Regions from separate parts of the Homo sapiens genome. Here region 2 is linked to region 1. A link is a loop called in an ENCODE intact Hi-C map of the cell type or tissue named here. Cell type or tissue: dorsolateral prefrontal cortex. All regions are shown on one strand.

Evidence for each region. Peaks named below come from ENCODE experiments on the same cell type or tissue, not always from the same donor. Only the 100,000 strongest peaks of a DNase experiment are listed, where the experiment ranks them.
Region 2: a loop joins it to region 1, with 7 times the contacts of the local background. A loop is called at or near these places in 3 of 110 quality-filtered maps.

The regions. Positions count from the first base shown.
Region 1 is chr6:161,316,445-161,324,444 of GRCh38, forward strand. No RefSeq gene overlaps it. Among named protein-coding and RNA genes, the nearest start is that of AGPAT4, 46 kb to the left of the region's middle. In dorsolateral prefrontal cortex, CTCF peaks have their summits at 3,068 and 3,279; DNase peaks (open chromatin) are centred at 2,207 and 3,007; H3K4me3 peaks cover 1,639 bases; H3K27ac peaks cover 3,197 bases.
Region 2 is chr6:161,230,784-161,238,783 of GRCh38, forward strand. It overlaps AGPAT4 (1-acylglycerol-3-phosphate O-acyltransferase 4), which reads right to left. Exons shown (of 9, transcript NM_020133.3): 2 at 1,253-1,519. The coding sequence starts at 1,430. Among named protein-coding and RNA genes, the nearest start is that of AGPAT4, 39 kb to the right of the region's middle. In dorsolateral prefrontal cortex, no CTCF peak of the experiment used is centred here; a DNase peak (open chromatin) is centred at 3,628; H3K27ac peaks cover 4,827 bases.

The DNA.
Region 1 (8,000 bases):
TTTAAGAGTAAAAAAAAAAAATTAAAAATAGAAAAAAGCTGATTGATAGAATAAGGACCTAAAGCAAGAAAATTTGTTACAGCTGTACAATGTGTTTGTCTTATAAGCTTTGTTATTACAAATGAGTCCAAAGGTTTTTTAAAAATGAAAAAGTTTTTAAAGTAAAAAAGTTACAGTAAGATAAGATCAATTTATTACTGAAGAAAGAAATTTTTTAAATGAATTTAGTCTAGCCTAAGTGAACGGTGTTGAGCGGAAAGTCATATCCTCGGCCTTCACACTCACTCTCCACTCACTCACTGACTCACCCAGAGCAACTGCCAGTCCCACAGGCTCCAGTCAGAGTAAATGCCCTACACAGGTGTACCAATTTTTTTCTTTTATACTGTATACTGGATTTTGCTGTACCTTTTTTTTTTTTGAGATGGAGTTTTGCTCTTGTCACCCAGCTTGGAGTGCAGTGGTATGATCTTGGCTTACTGCAACCACCTCCTGGGTTCAAGCAATTCTCCTGCCTCGGCCTCCTTAGTAGCTGGGATTACAGGTGCCCGTCACCACACCCAGCTAGTTTTTGTATTTTTAGTAGAGACGGAGTTTTGCCGTGTTGGCCAGGCTGGTCTCGAACTCCTGACCTCAGGTGATCCACTCACCTTGGCCTCCCAATGTGTTGGGATTATGGGCATGAGCCACCGCTCCTAGCCCTTGCTGCACCTTTTCTATGTTTAGATGCACAAAAACCGTTGTGTTACAATTATCTACAGTATTCAGTAAAGTCCCATGCTGTACAGGTTGGTAGCCTGAGAGAAACAGGTGCCTCATGGGCTATACCATCTAGGTTTGTGTAAGTGTACTCTAACATGTTTACACAACAAAGTTGCCTAAGAATGCATTTTTTTTTTTTTAATTTGAGACGGAGTCTTGCTGTGTTGCCCAGGCTGGAGTGCAGTGGCGTGATCTTGGCTCACTGCAACCTCCCTCTTCTGGGTTCAAGCGATTCTCCTGCCTCAGCCTCCCCAGTAGCTGGGATTATAGGAGTGCACCACCATGTCTGGCTAATTTTTGTATTTTTAGTAGAGACGGAGTTTCCATGTTGGCCAGGCTGGTCTCGAACTTCTGACCTCAGGTGATCTGCCCTCCTCAGCCTCCCAAAGTGCTGGGATTACAGGTGTGAGCCACCGTAACAATGGATTTCTCAAAACACCTGGCCCTAACAATGGATTTCTCAAAACATATCCTCATTGTTAAGAGAGGCATGACTGTATGTACACAGTATATACACATTATATATATGTGTGTGTGTGCTTATGTGTATATATACATATGTGTATGTGTATATGTACATATAGTGGCAATGATCGTGCTGTCAGGTTCTACAAAATCCTCTTTGTACCCAAACACTGCTGATCCAACAAACGTGACCACAGTGGAATCTGTATGTGTACATATACACACACATATGTATATACTTTTTGCCAAACTGTTTGATGTCGTAGACATCATGATACTTCACCCCTAAATATATATCTCTCAAGAATAATGACATTCTCCTACTCAATTACAATATAATTATACTCTTTGGGAATTATACATTGCCACAATAGTAGGATCTAACACAATGTCTTCTAGAGCTCGTTTTTTTTCCAGAGATGATGTAATCTTTACCTTTGATTCTGCTCTTTTGCCCCTCTCTGCTTAACCTGCTCCACTCAGGATCTAGCAAGAGATGTCACACATAAGGCCCCAAATAACTTAGGGAGTTGAATGAATGAAAGAATGGATGCATAAATGTGAAAATCCTTTCTGATGTGTCTTCAGGACGTGGAAAGGTGCATGACCCCATGTGGGAATTCAGTGACCTTCAAGCCCTTCTCATTGGTCTAGACAGAAACCTTACACCTGGCAGGATATGCATTTTGCAGCTGAGGCTCTTTGTGAGCAGTTTGGTGATATTTAAGTTCCTGGTGATTAGGGAAACCGTCAGGAGCTTGGCAAACCTATTCAAAATACAACATATTAAAATTCCTGTTAATCATAGATCTTAAAAGCACTGGGCTACAACACTTGGTTAAAGTACCAAAAATGCAAACCAGTTATTATGAAAACAAAGCCGGGGAAGTAGGTGGCACTGCATTGTAGGAGTCTACATTCAGCAACAAAAGAGGGCACAGGCTCTACTGTGGTCACATTCATTGCATCAGCAGTGTTCGGTACAAAGAGGCTTTTGTGAAACCTGACGGCACGATCATTGCACAGGCACACCATTGAACGAAGGCAGACTTTCCCCTTCTATGAAAGGATAATTTTCTTCTCATATTTGACACCGATTAGCTCTAGCAGAGAATTCTATTTAAAGCAATCCCTTGAAATTAGACCATGTATGCCAAGGGCAGGGCTGTGTATTCAGCCCTGTCTTCCTAGCAACTTTAGCGATGTATCCTAAGTATGGGAGGAGGGCACTGAAAAAGTGAGGCATGAAAGAGATATATCTAATAATCATGACTACTTACTATCACAACTTAGAAGAAATAGCTGGATTTCAATCTCTTTTCCCAATCCGACGGTTTATTATTTTCCTTTTTTCTTCCAAAATTTCATACGCATCCCAAGTTTTAGCATAATGATATCAGCAGCAAGTTGTTAAATAAGTTCTGTGGGCTCATCAAAGCAATTATCTTAAAGTGTTCTATGAAACAGCATTGGTTCAGTGCTGATTGCGTTATAAACTTTGAAATGAAGAGCACTGCACTTTAGAAACTCCAGGTTATGAAGAATTTTCTGTTTTTCATTTTGGCCTCCTTCTCTACTAACCAATGTGTTTGAAAACCTGTAATGTGACTCTTCAGGTTAGAGGGTGAGTTTTTTAACCCTTCCCCAGCTCTCAACACTATCCCTCTCCATCTCCAGCCTTTGAGTTCTGTCTAGCACTCACCATAGGATATGTCCTGATGAAAGCCTCATTGTTCCACATCTGAGAAGATCAGTTGCTGTGCACAGCTGCATGGGAACTGGATCCAGTCCCCATCTGGATCTAGGAACAAATCGGTCCCTAGCAGCTTGACAACTGCTCATTGTCTAGTCAAGGGGGTTGCTTTCTTTTCCTGGAAAACGTCTTCCAGGGTACATTTGATATGAAGTTTTCACTGCTCATAAAGTTAGGGGGAAGGAGACTGGAAGCTCAGGGCAGAGGTACCACAGTTATCAAGTTCTATTTGTTTTGCAAACTCTAGGTTTTCTTTATTATGTGTTTCCTTTGTCCACATGAATCTTGTGGACATTTCTTGGTCTAAATTAATGGTATTTTCTCCTGAACAGTGGTTCTTCAAATATTACCCAAAATGAAGGAGGGAAGGATCATTTTTAAAAATCCCAAGTAGTTCTATTTTATTTGTACAAGTGAATAATTTCCTACAGGATAAAATAAAAGACATTGATAATAAGAATACTAGTAACTATTGTTTAAGAAGCATGGTTACTATTACAATAGTGGAATTTAAGGACATGTTTTGGTTATTTTATAAATTGCATTATTCTATCCTGTATCTTTTAAATTGAGTAATAGATTTCTTAAAAGAAGCTTATAAGATATTAGTTAGAACAATCAGCATATTTGATAAATAAAATGACAACCAGTAAAACTGCCACCTCCCTGGATGAAAAAAGCATTGTATTATTCCCACTGTGAAGGGAGGATAGTGACATCAGATAAGAGTTAGGAAAGTGAAATTGTTGGCAAAATCAGCCGGTGTCTTTATGAAACATTGTCTTCATGAAACATTGTCTTGGATGACATTTCACCTAGTCACCAATGTCTTCCAGTGACGCCACCTGTTTGCTTTCACACACCTGTGGGAAGACAGAATGTTTGATTCTGGCATATTTTTTACAGTTTGAATTAAAACCAACTGACTGAACTTGGTGGATTGAGTGAGAAAATAATCCTTGTAGGATAGTCTTCTCCACCTGGTGGTGATGCACTCACTTTGAGGCTAATGATGCAGGTGAAAAAAAAAATCTTTGCTTTGACAACTCCTGTCCCTAAAGAAAGTACTGTGCAGAGAAGCAGTTAAGATCCTAAACCCTGGACTCCAACAAAGTAAGGTTAGACTACTTTCTAGCTGGGCAAACTTTAGTAAGTTAACTTCTTCAAGAATCTATTTCTGCCGGGCACGGTGGCTCACGCCTGCAATCCCAGCACTTTGGGAGGCCGAGGCGGGCGGATCACTAGGTCAGGAGATGGAGACCATCCTGGCTAACACGGTGAAACCCTGTCTCTACTAAAACTACAAAAAATTAGCCTGGCATGGTGGCAGGCGCCTGTGGTCCCAGCTCCTCAGGAGGCTGAGGCAGGAGAATGGCGTGAACCCAGGAGGCAGAGCTTGCAGTGAGCCAAGATCATGCCACTGCACTCCAGCCTGGGCAACAGAGCAAGACTCCGTCTCAAAAAAAAAGAAAAAAAAGAATCTATGTCTTCGTATGCTAGATGAAGTCAACTCTTTCAGAGGGCTGAAAGAGAAAAGCGAAATTAGATCATATGTATGAAATTCTTACATGGTGCCTGGCACATAAGTGCTTAATAAACAATTGCAATTAGTATTATTAACTCTAATCAGATATTGTTGTTTTAAACAAGGGAGTCACTCAAAAAGGTACATGCAGACTTCTCTGTAAGAAAAAAATATATATATATATGTTTACACACACATACACATACACACACACACAAATATATAAGGCTAGGTCTTAATGCCTCTTTCCTCAAATCAAAGCAAAAATCTGTTTCCTTGTCCAGTTACTTCTATTTAGTTTGGGAATTAGGCCTTCCAGTCCATGCATTTAATTCTATTCCTGGCCTGCTTAAATTAGAATGAGCCTCAAAGATAGAAGACCAAGACATACAGGTGCTTGTATACCTATATACAACAAGGTATATAGGTATTTATTTTCATATTCAGAAAAAAATCTAGTTTTTACCCATACATTCATTCAAGACACATTTATTAAACACCAAATTGGTAGCAAGAATGAACATATTAGTAATAATTTTTCTCTCAGAAAAATATATCCTATTTTCTATATTTATTTTCTATAGATTCTCTTTTAATGTTTGTTTGCATCTTGCAAATTTCCATGTTACTTTCTGGCTTAACTACCTCAGGCTGGGCACGGGAGATGATTCTATGGAGAGTTAAAACTTTTTCTTTTTCTTTTTCTTTTTCTTTTTTTTGATATGGAGGCTTGCTCCGTTGCCCAGGCTGGAGTGCAGTGGCGCGATCTCAGCTCACCGCAACCTCCGCCTCCTGGGTTCAAGTGATTCTCCTGCTTCAGCCTCCTGAGTAGCTGGGATTACAGGTGCCCACCACCACACCCAGCTAAGTTTTGTAGTTTTAGTAGAGATGGGGTTTCACTATGTTAGCCAGGCTGGTCTTGAACTCCTGATCTCAGGTGATCCACCCGCCTCGGCCTCCCAAAGTGCTGGGATTACAGGCATGAGCCACTGCGCCTGGCAAAAACTTTCTTAAATATATGTATAATATATAAAAACCAAGGATAAAAGTGATGCTTAAAAATAAACTCATTTGAGTTATAGGAGTAGAAACGGAGTGCCCCAAATGCCCCTGGTAAAATGGATGCACCCAGGCACAGTGGCTCACGTCTGTAATCTCAGCACATTGGGAGGCCAAGGCGGGTGAATCACTTGAGCCCAGAGGTTTGAGACCAGCCTGGGCAACATGGTGAAAACCCCATCTCTACAAAACATTTTAACAAAATTAGCCAGGTGTGTTGATGCACATTTGTCCCAGCTACTCAGGAGGCTGTGGTGGGAGGATCACTTGAGCCCAGGAGGTCAAGGGTGCAGTAAGCCATGATGGTGCCACTGCACTCCAGCCTGAGTGACAGAGTGAGACCCTGTCTCAGAAAAATGAAAATAGAAGTAAATAAATAAAACAAAATTTAAAAGTCTACCTCATATTTGAAAACAAAGTCTGTATCACTGTACTAATTTTATGTGAAGTCAAAATTACAGAATACCCAATGCTTGTGAACATTTTAAAAAGGTTTCTAGAGGGACAAAAATGCTAGCACTCATTCTATTTGTGAGCAATCATCTTTTTTGAAGTGGAAAATCTAGAATGTTTCTCATCTAACCTAGAGACTCTGAAATGCCCACTAATGGAGAGCCAGTCTGGTGGTGTATAACCTTCATGTCTGACCTGGGATTCTGTGGATCATGTGTCTCATCCACTGTATTTCAGTGGTTTTGTTTTGTTCGTTTGTTTTTGTAGAGCCAGGGTTTCACCATGTTGCATAGGCTGGTCTTGACTTCCTGGGCTCACCCACCTCAGCCTCCCAAAGTTCTGGGATTACAGGGGTGAGCCACCATGCCTGGCCAGAATGGCTATTATTAGAAAGATAAAAAATAACAGATGCTCGGGAGGATGCAGAGAAAAGGGAACTCTTATACACTGTTGGAGAGGATGTAAATTAGTACATCTTCTATGGAAAACAGTATGGATATTTCTCGAAAAACTAGAAGTAGAACTACCATATGATCCAGCAATCTCTCTACTGAATATTTATCCAAAGGAAAATAAATCAGTATTTCAAAGGAATACCTGTACTCACATATTTATTGCAGCACTATTCACAATAGCCCAGATACAGAATCCATCTAAGTGTCCATCAGTGAATGAATGGACAAAGAAAATGTGGTACTGATACACAATGGAATATTACTCAGCCATAAAAAAGAATGAAATTCTGTCATTTGCAGCAACATGGTTGGAACTGGAGATTATTATGTTAAGGTAAACACAGAAGGACAAATATCACATGTTTTCACACATATATGGGAGCTAAAAATGTTGATGTCATAAAGGTAGAGAATAGAATGATGGTTCCCAGAGGCTAGGAAAAATGTGTGTTGGGGAGGGGGCACGAAGAGAGATTCATTAACAGGTACAAACATGCAATTAGATAAAGGGAATAAGTTCTAATGTTCCATTGCAGAGTAGGGTGACTATAGTTAACAAAAATGTATCGCATATTTCAAAGTATATATTCCAAATAACTAGAAGAGAGGACTTTACATGATCCTAACACAAAGTGATGAGAAATTGTTGAGGTGATGAACACCACAAACACCTTGACTTGATTATTATACAGTCTCTGCATGTAATAAAATATCACTTCTACCCCATAAATATGTATAAATATGTGTATCAATAAAAAATTTTAAAAACAACAAAAAAGCACGAATGGTAAAATTCCACCCGACTAATCATCTCTTGATCACCAACCCAAAACATCTAGTAGGCAAGTTCTGGCTTATGTCCAAAGAAAAGCCATTGCTTACTTCAGCAAATTGAGGTTTTTAGCTCAACATCCAAAATGGAATGGAAGACACAGCTAGTTAAGAAGTGGTACTGGCGGCCAGGTGCGATGGCTCAGGACTGTTATCCCAGCACTTTGGGAGGCCTAGGTGGGTGGATCACGAGGTCAGGAGATTGAGACCATCCTGGCTAACACAGTGAAACCCCGTCTCTACTAAAAAAGTACCAAAAAATTAGCTGGGCAAGGTGGCGGGCGCCTGTAGTCTCAGCTACTTGGGAGGCTGAGGCAGGAGAATGGCGTGAACCTGGGAGGCGGAGTTTGCAGTGAGCCAAGATCACGCCACTGCGCTCCAGCCTGGGCGACAGAGCGAGACCCCATCTCAAAAAAAAAAAAGAAAAAAAAAAAAAAAGAAGTGGTATTAGCCAGGCGCGGTAGCTCACACCTATAATCCCTGCACTTTGGGAGGCCAAGGCAGGCAGATCACCTGAGGTCGGGAGTTGAAGACCAGCTTGACCAACATGGAGAAACCCCCTCTCTACTAAAAATACAAAGTCAGCCGGGCATGGTGGCGCATGCCTGTAATCCCAGCTACTTGGGAGGCTGAGGCAGGAGAATCACTTGAACCTGGGACGTGGAGGTTGCAGTGAGCTGAGATTGCACCACTGCAC
Region 2 (8,000 bases), 86 kb before region 1:
TTAGGATCTTATGAACACTTTCAAGACATATTTCTATAAAGCATTGTAATACAAGACATGGAAGCTCTTGCACTCAAACTATATCCAAAATAGTATCAGGCCTATTTGCAAGTTCTGAGTTGGTGAAAAAAGTCATAAATAAAGATATGTCTATGACTTTTCTTCCTTACAAGTTAGTATTCTGAAGTTTAACAAATAAGACTGGATAAGTGGTAATCCATTTGGATAATTATACATAGCTTGAATTGTCTTGATTCAAATTCAAATTTGATCATTTTAAAGGGTATCAAAAATATATCAATAATTTTAGACTCTTGGCATAATCTTAGTTGATGTTTTTAATAGACAAATTTTTAAAAAGCACATATTTTGAAATATATTCATACCCACATATATATATCATTATTAATATCACACTGCGTTCTCTACTTTTAAGAATAGGTATAGGCTTAAGGCTAATCAATATCAATAGCAAAATGCATTTCTGGATGTCCCAATACACTCACTCATCTTTTTAATTGTTGAAACTCAGGCCAGTCAAATTAGTCATGTATGAAATAACCTAGCATAATCAAACATACACGGACACATACACACACACAAATGAGTGTACTTAAAAGTGGAGAAATAGGAGTAGGGTTGTGGATTGTATCAATGTCAATTTTCTCATTGGAATATGCTATTCCAGTGGTGCAAGATGCTACCATAGGGAGAAACTGGCCAAGGAGTGTACAGAATTTCTCAGTATTATTTGTTACAGCTTCATGTGAATCTATTATCTCAAAATAAAAAGCTGAAGAAAAAAGGCAAGGAAGAAAACAATATAGTATACTGCCACTTAGTTTTTTAAAAAAAAATACGTATGTATATGTATCTATATAGATATATACACAGAAAGACGCACATGCATTTACAAGTATAAGAGCTATATGTATACTATTTCTGTAAGGATAACTAAGAAATCATTAATACTGATTGGTTCTGAGGAGAACTAAAGAAACTAATGGAATGCGTATTTACTTTTCATAGTATACCTGTCTGTGGCTGTTGAATTTTGAGCTACTGGCATTATTCATTCAAAAAATAATTTTGGGGGATTGAGAACAAAATAGCCATTTCAAACCTAAAACAAAAACAAAACAAAAAAACAGCTCGGCACACAACGAAAGCCTAGTGAATCCATATCAAGAGCCATAATTCTGATACACACATCCACAATGGAGACGAAAATATAGAATCTTAAGTATCTTACGGCTTGAGATGCAATAGGACAGTCTGCAGTTGATCTTCCGGAAGAGCTGCTTGTTAATGGGCCAGAGGAGGAGAGTGAAGAGCTGAATGGTGTTGATGATTAGCCCTGAGGCAATAAAGACGTAGCAGAAGACCAGGTGGCACAGGAACTGAGACTTCAGCAGTCCCGCGAGGTCCATGATGCGTGGACGCTCTTATTCAGAAATAAATAACTACCCACAGTCAAAGATTTCCAGAAGGAAGAAAGATCCAGGACTCAGGAAGGCGTCTAAAACACAAACAAATAGGAAATGTTAGCAAAAACACGATGTGCTTTTAGAGTCAGAAAAAAAGTGCTCTGAAAAGAAAAATATACACTTGAGGTTAAACTCATGTGCGTTAGTTGATTTATCTTTATTTTGCAAACATTGATGTAGTGCTTACTTCCTGTCGAGCATAGTCTAAGCCCTTTAACAATAATCCTTCCTTTAATTCTCCCAATATCCTCTGAGGTTGGTACTTTGATTTCAGATGAGGAAACTGAGTCCTGGAAGGTGGAGCCACTCGGCCAGGGTTCACCGCTCCCCAGCTGGGCAGCAGCTGAGCCAGCCACGGAGCCCTGGGTCCCACTTGAGTGACGGCTGCCCACAGGACAGGCCGCAAATCCGGCCTCCCCTCCTGCTGCCATCGCGGCCTGAGCCCCATTCTCTCACCCCTAGCCCCACGCCATCTCCCTCCTCTCATTCTCCTCCTCCAGATCCCTGCTCACCCCTCGCTTCCAGCAGGACTGCCCTAAAGTCAAGCCTGCCCTGGACAAGGACGAGGACATACCCAGAGTGGGTGCCACCCCTCAAGCAACCGGGACTAGGGAAGCATTTACTTGAAAACCACCACTGTTTCTCCAGCACATGAGAGCCATCACTGGCACAGGGTGGGAACTTAATTTTAAAAAATATTTGTAGAATGATTTAGTGAAGGTACACGAGGGCTCAACTTTGAGGCTATCAGTAAATACAAATAACTAGGAAGGTAAGAAAACTACCCCCACCACACCCTGGTCACACACACAGAGACACATAGACACACACACAAACACCACACACACACACACACACACACACACACACACACAGATACACACATCCTTAAGTGTTCTCAAATCAGAAAGAAACTCAACACATACATACAGTTAGACTCACAGTCCTGTAATCAGTCTCCAGCTCAAAACAGAATAATGAAATGACTTTACAGTTTGGGAAATAAAAGCTTTCCTTTGAGGAAAATGGCAGGAGTTTCAAATACTCTGATGAAAAGGAAAGCTGTGAGCAGCGGACTCGCTTTTCCTGGAAGCAGAAGAGCCTGGCAGACTACCCCAGGAAGACGTCTAATGTTACGACAAACTTTCTAACAATAATAGTTGAGAGGCCCTAAAATTGTTACAATCTTTTTTAATAATGAACAATCTGTATACAGATGGTCCTCGACTTATGATTCCACTGAAAATTTCCAGCTTTACGATGGTGTAAAAGCAATATCCATTCAGAGAAATTTTAATTCGAGGCCATACAACTCTTCTGTTTTTCACTTTCAGTACAGTATTCAATAAATTACAAGGCCTATTCAGCACTTTGTTATAAAATAGGCCTTGTGTAAGATGATTTGGCCTAACTGTAGGCTAACGTAAATGTGCTGAACATGTTTAAGGCAGGCGAGGCTAAACGATGATGTTTGGTAGGTGAGGTGCATGCAATGCCTTTTTGACCTACAGTATTTTCAATTCGCAATGGGTTTATCGGGATGTAATCCCATCATAAATTGAGGGGCATCTGTAAGAGTTTCACACATGTGATCTCATTTTAAGGCTCCTATGAATCCCACAAGACGAGTATTCTTATCATCCCACTTTTCAGAATAAGAAACTGAGGCAATGGTGAGGTTGGGCAACTTGCCTAAGCTTGCCACAATCGGTAACTGATCTTGGGGCTCAGTTTTAACTCCGAGCTCTTTCTCCTGCACGTGTCAGGGGTGTTCTGCTCCTGAGATGTGAGGCGGGAGGTCTCTTGGGCTCACAACTCCCTTTGGCAGAGCAGCCCAGAAATTCCCCCAAGGGCAGAAGACAGCACAGCTTTGAGTGCAGTCACTCCTGGGTCATGCAGGTTGGCTCTGAGGATGGTTTCGGGCATATGGAGAGTCACAGGGAGGCATGTTTGCACTTACTGGGACTATCCAGAAGGCAGGCTGCATTCCTGCAAGATTCCTATACATTTCTGATAGGAGGGAAATGGGAAGAAGCTTTCGGCCTGATTTCTCTGAAATCATCTTAGCTCCACTGAGACATCCCATTCTCTAGGCCCCAGAAGCTCCACTCTCTGGCACAAATCCAGGCCCTGCAGGGTCTGAATCATCACATCTCTGGCCTTTCGCAGACGGCATTTCCACAGATATTTCCAGGCTGGAAAACTCCTTACTGAGTTTCAACACTCCCAGGCTCCCACTGAGGAATAGGCGTTAAGCTGGCAGCCCCCGCTCAGTGCACTTGACTTTGGGAGCCACATAAATAGGAGGGGTTTACATGGGTTTGCAGCTTGGCAGCAGTAACAGTTTGATGTTGAATATTCATGCAATTTGTTCATTGTCCCCGGATTAGCCACTAATAGCGTCAAGACAATCTGGCCAGGCCAAGCTCGGTTTTTCACTAGGTTTCTGGGGTCTAGAGTTTGTAAATTACTTGACAAATCCTTTGCTTTGCCAATTCTACACTAAGAAAAGGAAGCCAGCTGACATCGGAAATGCAGGGGGTTAAATGCTGCCTTCTTCAGTGTCCAGTTCAATATTAGGGCATTAGGAAGAAAAATTAAGAATTCTTTTTTCCTTATAAAATTTCAAGGTAAATTGAAATTTTACCGTGCGTAAAACCCTCACTAGCAATGCATGAACCAGGGTCTCAGATAGCATTGGTGAAGTGTAAAGAGGAACCCCAAGCAGATGAGCCTAAAGAGAAATCAGACAAGGCTTGGTTTGTTTTGGGTCTTGAGTTTCAGCTCCACTTCTGTCCTCAAGGCCCATTTCCTAGCCTGGTGTGGGGTGGTTGCATGTGGGCTTGAGAGTTCAACTGCCCAAGTTTGCAGCTCTGCCCTGTCTCTTATTAGTTGTGTATTGGTACCCTATTTTGGGCACATTAACTATTCTGCACCTCAGTTTTTCTATCAGTAAAAAGGGACAACAGATTCTAATCAAAATCCCAGGGAGGCTATTGCTTTTTAATTTCGTGAAACTTAGGCGGATTCTCAAATTTATATGCAAACGCCAAAATAAGAATAGTCAAGGCATCCTCTGAAGAAGAAGGTGAGAAGTGCTCGAGTTGTTAAATAATTTAACTGACTTTAGAATGAGGGCTGATGATTAAAAGAAACGTGGCTGAATTATGTAGGGGTGTGTCTGGAGGACAAATGTGTGACATACGTCTTAAGTTCATTCCAGATAGACGTTTTGGGGACCCATCTGGATTAGTCCATTCTCGCACTGCTATAAAGAAATACCTGAGACTGGACAATTTATAAAGAAAAGAGGTTTAATTGGCTCATGGTTCTGCAGGCTGTACAGAAAGCACAGTGGCTTCTGATTCTGGGGAGGCCTCAGGAAGCTTTTACTCATGGCGGAAGGCAAAGGGGGAGCGGGCATCTTACAAGGCAGGAGGAAGAGCGAGAGAGAGAGAAGGGGGAGGTGCCACACACTTTTAAACAACCAAATCTCAAGAGAACTCACTCATTATACGGTACCAAGGGGGTACAGTGCTAAACCATTCATGAGAACTCCGCCCCCGTGATCCAATCAGCTCCCACCAGGTCCCACCTCCAGTGCTGGGGATTACAAATTCAACGTGAGACTTGGGCAGGGACACAGATACAAACCATATCAGCTTCTTTCCCATCTTGAATAAAACAGCACTTTCTCTTCTAACGTGGCAATTAGCCAATTTCATGTCATGCCGAGGAAAGATGGTATAAATATCTGGCCAGCGATGAAAATAGCTGGAGAGAAACATTTTAAAAATACTTTGCCTAGTTCCCTTTTAGCTTTGCAAGTACCTAGAATGTGACGGAAAGAGTCTTTCCAGCAAATCCACTTCAGTGGCTTATTACATGAGGCAAGAATATGACAAAGAACTTATGCTGTTTCTGAGCATATCAGAGCGCTACTTACAGAGTTTCTAAATCAACAGAGAACTAGGAAGCTGCTGCTATGCCATATTTCTGCGAAAAAAAAAAAGATGTTTCTTACTATCAAGGCCAAAAATGATGAACTCGTGTGCTTGACAAAGTAAAGATGATGTATTGCCTTTTTCTGGGTTTTGGTACTCATGAAATGAAACAGCAGGTGTTTTCCCATCAGTGAGCTCAGAAGCAGCGTTTAACCTTTACTTTTTCCTGAAATTCACCCCATGACCTTGAGACACCCTAGGGATGGGAGTGCAGGAGGCCAAATTCTACTGGGAATTCTCTTTCAACAGGTTCACACAAAGAAATCTGGCCACAGAGGCTGGCACGGTTACCTCTGGGGGCAGACAAGTGACCCGATGAGGGCTTAAAGCAGTAAAAGGAAAGGGGAGGCCGGGAGCAGTGGCTCACACCTGTAATCCTAGCACTTTGGGAGGCCCAGGTAGGTGGATCACTTGAGGTCAGGAGTTCGAAACCAGCCTGGTGAAACCCCATCTCCACTAAAAATACAAAAAAAAAAAAATAGCTGGATGTGGTGGTGGGTGTCTGTAATCCCAGCTACTCGGGAGGCTGAGGCAGGCGAATCACTTAAACCTGGGAGGCAGAGGTTGCAGTGAGCCGAGATTGTGCCACTGCACTCCAGCCTGGGCGACAGAGTGAGACTCCATCTCAAACAAAATAAATAAATAAAAGGCAGGGGGAGGCTTCTCTCCAGATAATGAGTCCCAGACAAACCACAACCTAGTGAACTAAGGCAACATGCAAAAGGGATCGCGGAAACACAAAGACATTTTTAAATCATACAGAATAGGAAAAATGCCAGGAAACCATATCCGGATACATTATTGGAATTTTCCAGAAGGCCGCATCTGACCCATGAGCTCAATATGCATCACCTGAAAATGACTGCACCAGCGTTTAAAACATAGACAAAAAGCAGTTGTCACTAGGAATCACAACAGGTTCAAGGAGACATAATCTAATCCAAATTACCTTTATTTCCCAGGCCACTGGTAGATTAGTAGATATTGAATTTAGCCAATCATTTGGCAAAGTCTCTGGCAGTCCTCAAGGGCACATACTGAAAAAGTGTTGGCTATGAGTCTGTGTGAAAGGAATTCATGGCTATTTGAGAAAGTAGGTAACCATCATTAACATTAGCAAGGTTTCTTACTGAATACCAGAAGAAGTCTCCTTCAGCACCACTTGGATGTAAAAACTGAGTCATTCGTATAAGGATGGGAGAGACAAAGGGGGTTAAATACATAGGGGATGTTGACTATAAGCCAACAGTGTACCAAAGGGGTTAAGTCAGCCAGTATAGACCTTTAGAGAATATTAGAATACACTGAGTGGGAAAAGTTCACAAAGAAGTATAATTCTTAACTGTAAAATAATAATGTGTGCATATATGTCATTCATACCTAAATCTATTACTATATCTATAACTATCTATTATTAGTGGCTAAATGTTGGCAGAAGGATTATGGCTGATCTCCTTTTCTTCTCTGTGTTTTATCATCCTTTTTTACGACGAGAATGAAATCCACCCCATTCTGAGCACAGAACTGGACAGACTCCATTTCCCAGCCCCCGTGAAGGTTAGGTGTGGGCAGATGATGGGCATATGCCACAAAAGTGAGATGCCTGCAAGTCTCTGAGGGAGAAAGTTTACACTGCTTGCTAACTTGAGGAGGGACCACAGGGTTGGCATGCTCTATTAAAGTCAGCAGAAAGGTGATCAACCAAAGCACCAGACAAGAGAAATTCTGAAATGTGCAGGCAACGCGAGACCACCTGGAAGCCAAGCACTGCTGTGTGTTGGGGGGCTGGGGGTGGGGGGGTAATGGGGGGGTTGGGGGGCGGGAGGCAGAATGCAGCATAGTTGTTGGAGCTTCCGCTGTGGAGAGGGCACTGAGAGTCAGGCAGTCTGGCTACAAATCCAGGCCTGGCCACTTTACAGCTATGGAAGTTGATTAACTTACTTGGCCCTCACTTTCCTCGTGTGTAAAATCAGAGCAATAACTTCAGCATGAGGTGGCTGCAAGGAGCAAGTATAGTAAAGCATTGGAAACACTTGCCAGGATGCCTGGAACGGGGAAAACCCCAAGTAATGGGGGATTTTTCTATCATTTGCAAGAAGGCAAAGAAGGAGCAGCTAAGACAGATGACTTCGTCTCTCCTGGGAAAGCCAATGAGATGGTCGTCAACTCAGTTTTCCTTCTCTACCTATCTAGATCAAGACATTGTCTTTAATTTACCTGTAATGTGTTAAAGCATCCTCCCCCATATGTTTTCATTCTAACCTATACTTTTCTGCTAGTGACTCAGAAATGGGAAATAATGCAGTCACAAGCACTCACGTGTACTTTACCTTCCTTAACTATGTAATCTTCCCAAAGCGTGGGATGGAGATGAGGTGATAGGGTTTGGCTGTGTCTCCACCCAAATCTTACCTTGAATTGTAGTTCCCATAATCTCCACATGTCGTGGGAGGGAACCAGTGGGAGGTAACTGAATCATGGGAGTGGTTACCCTGATGCTGTTCTTGTG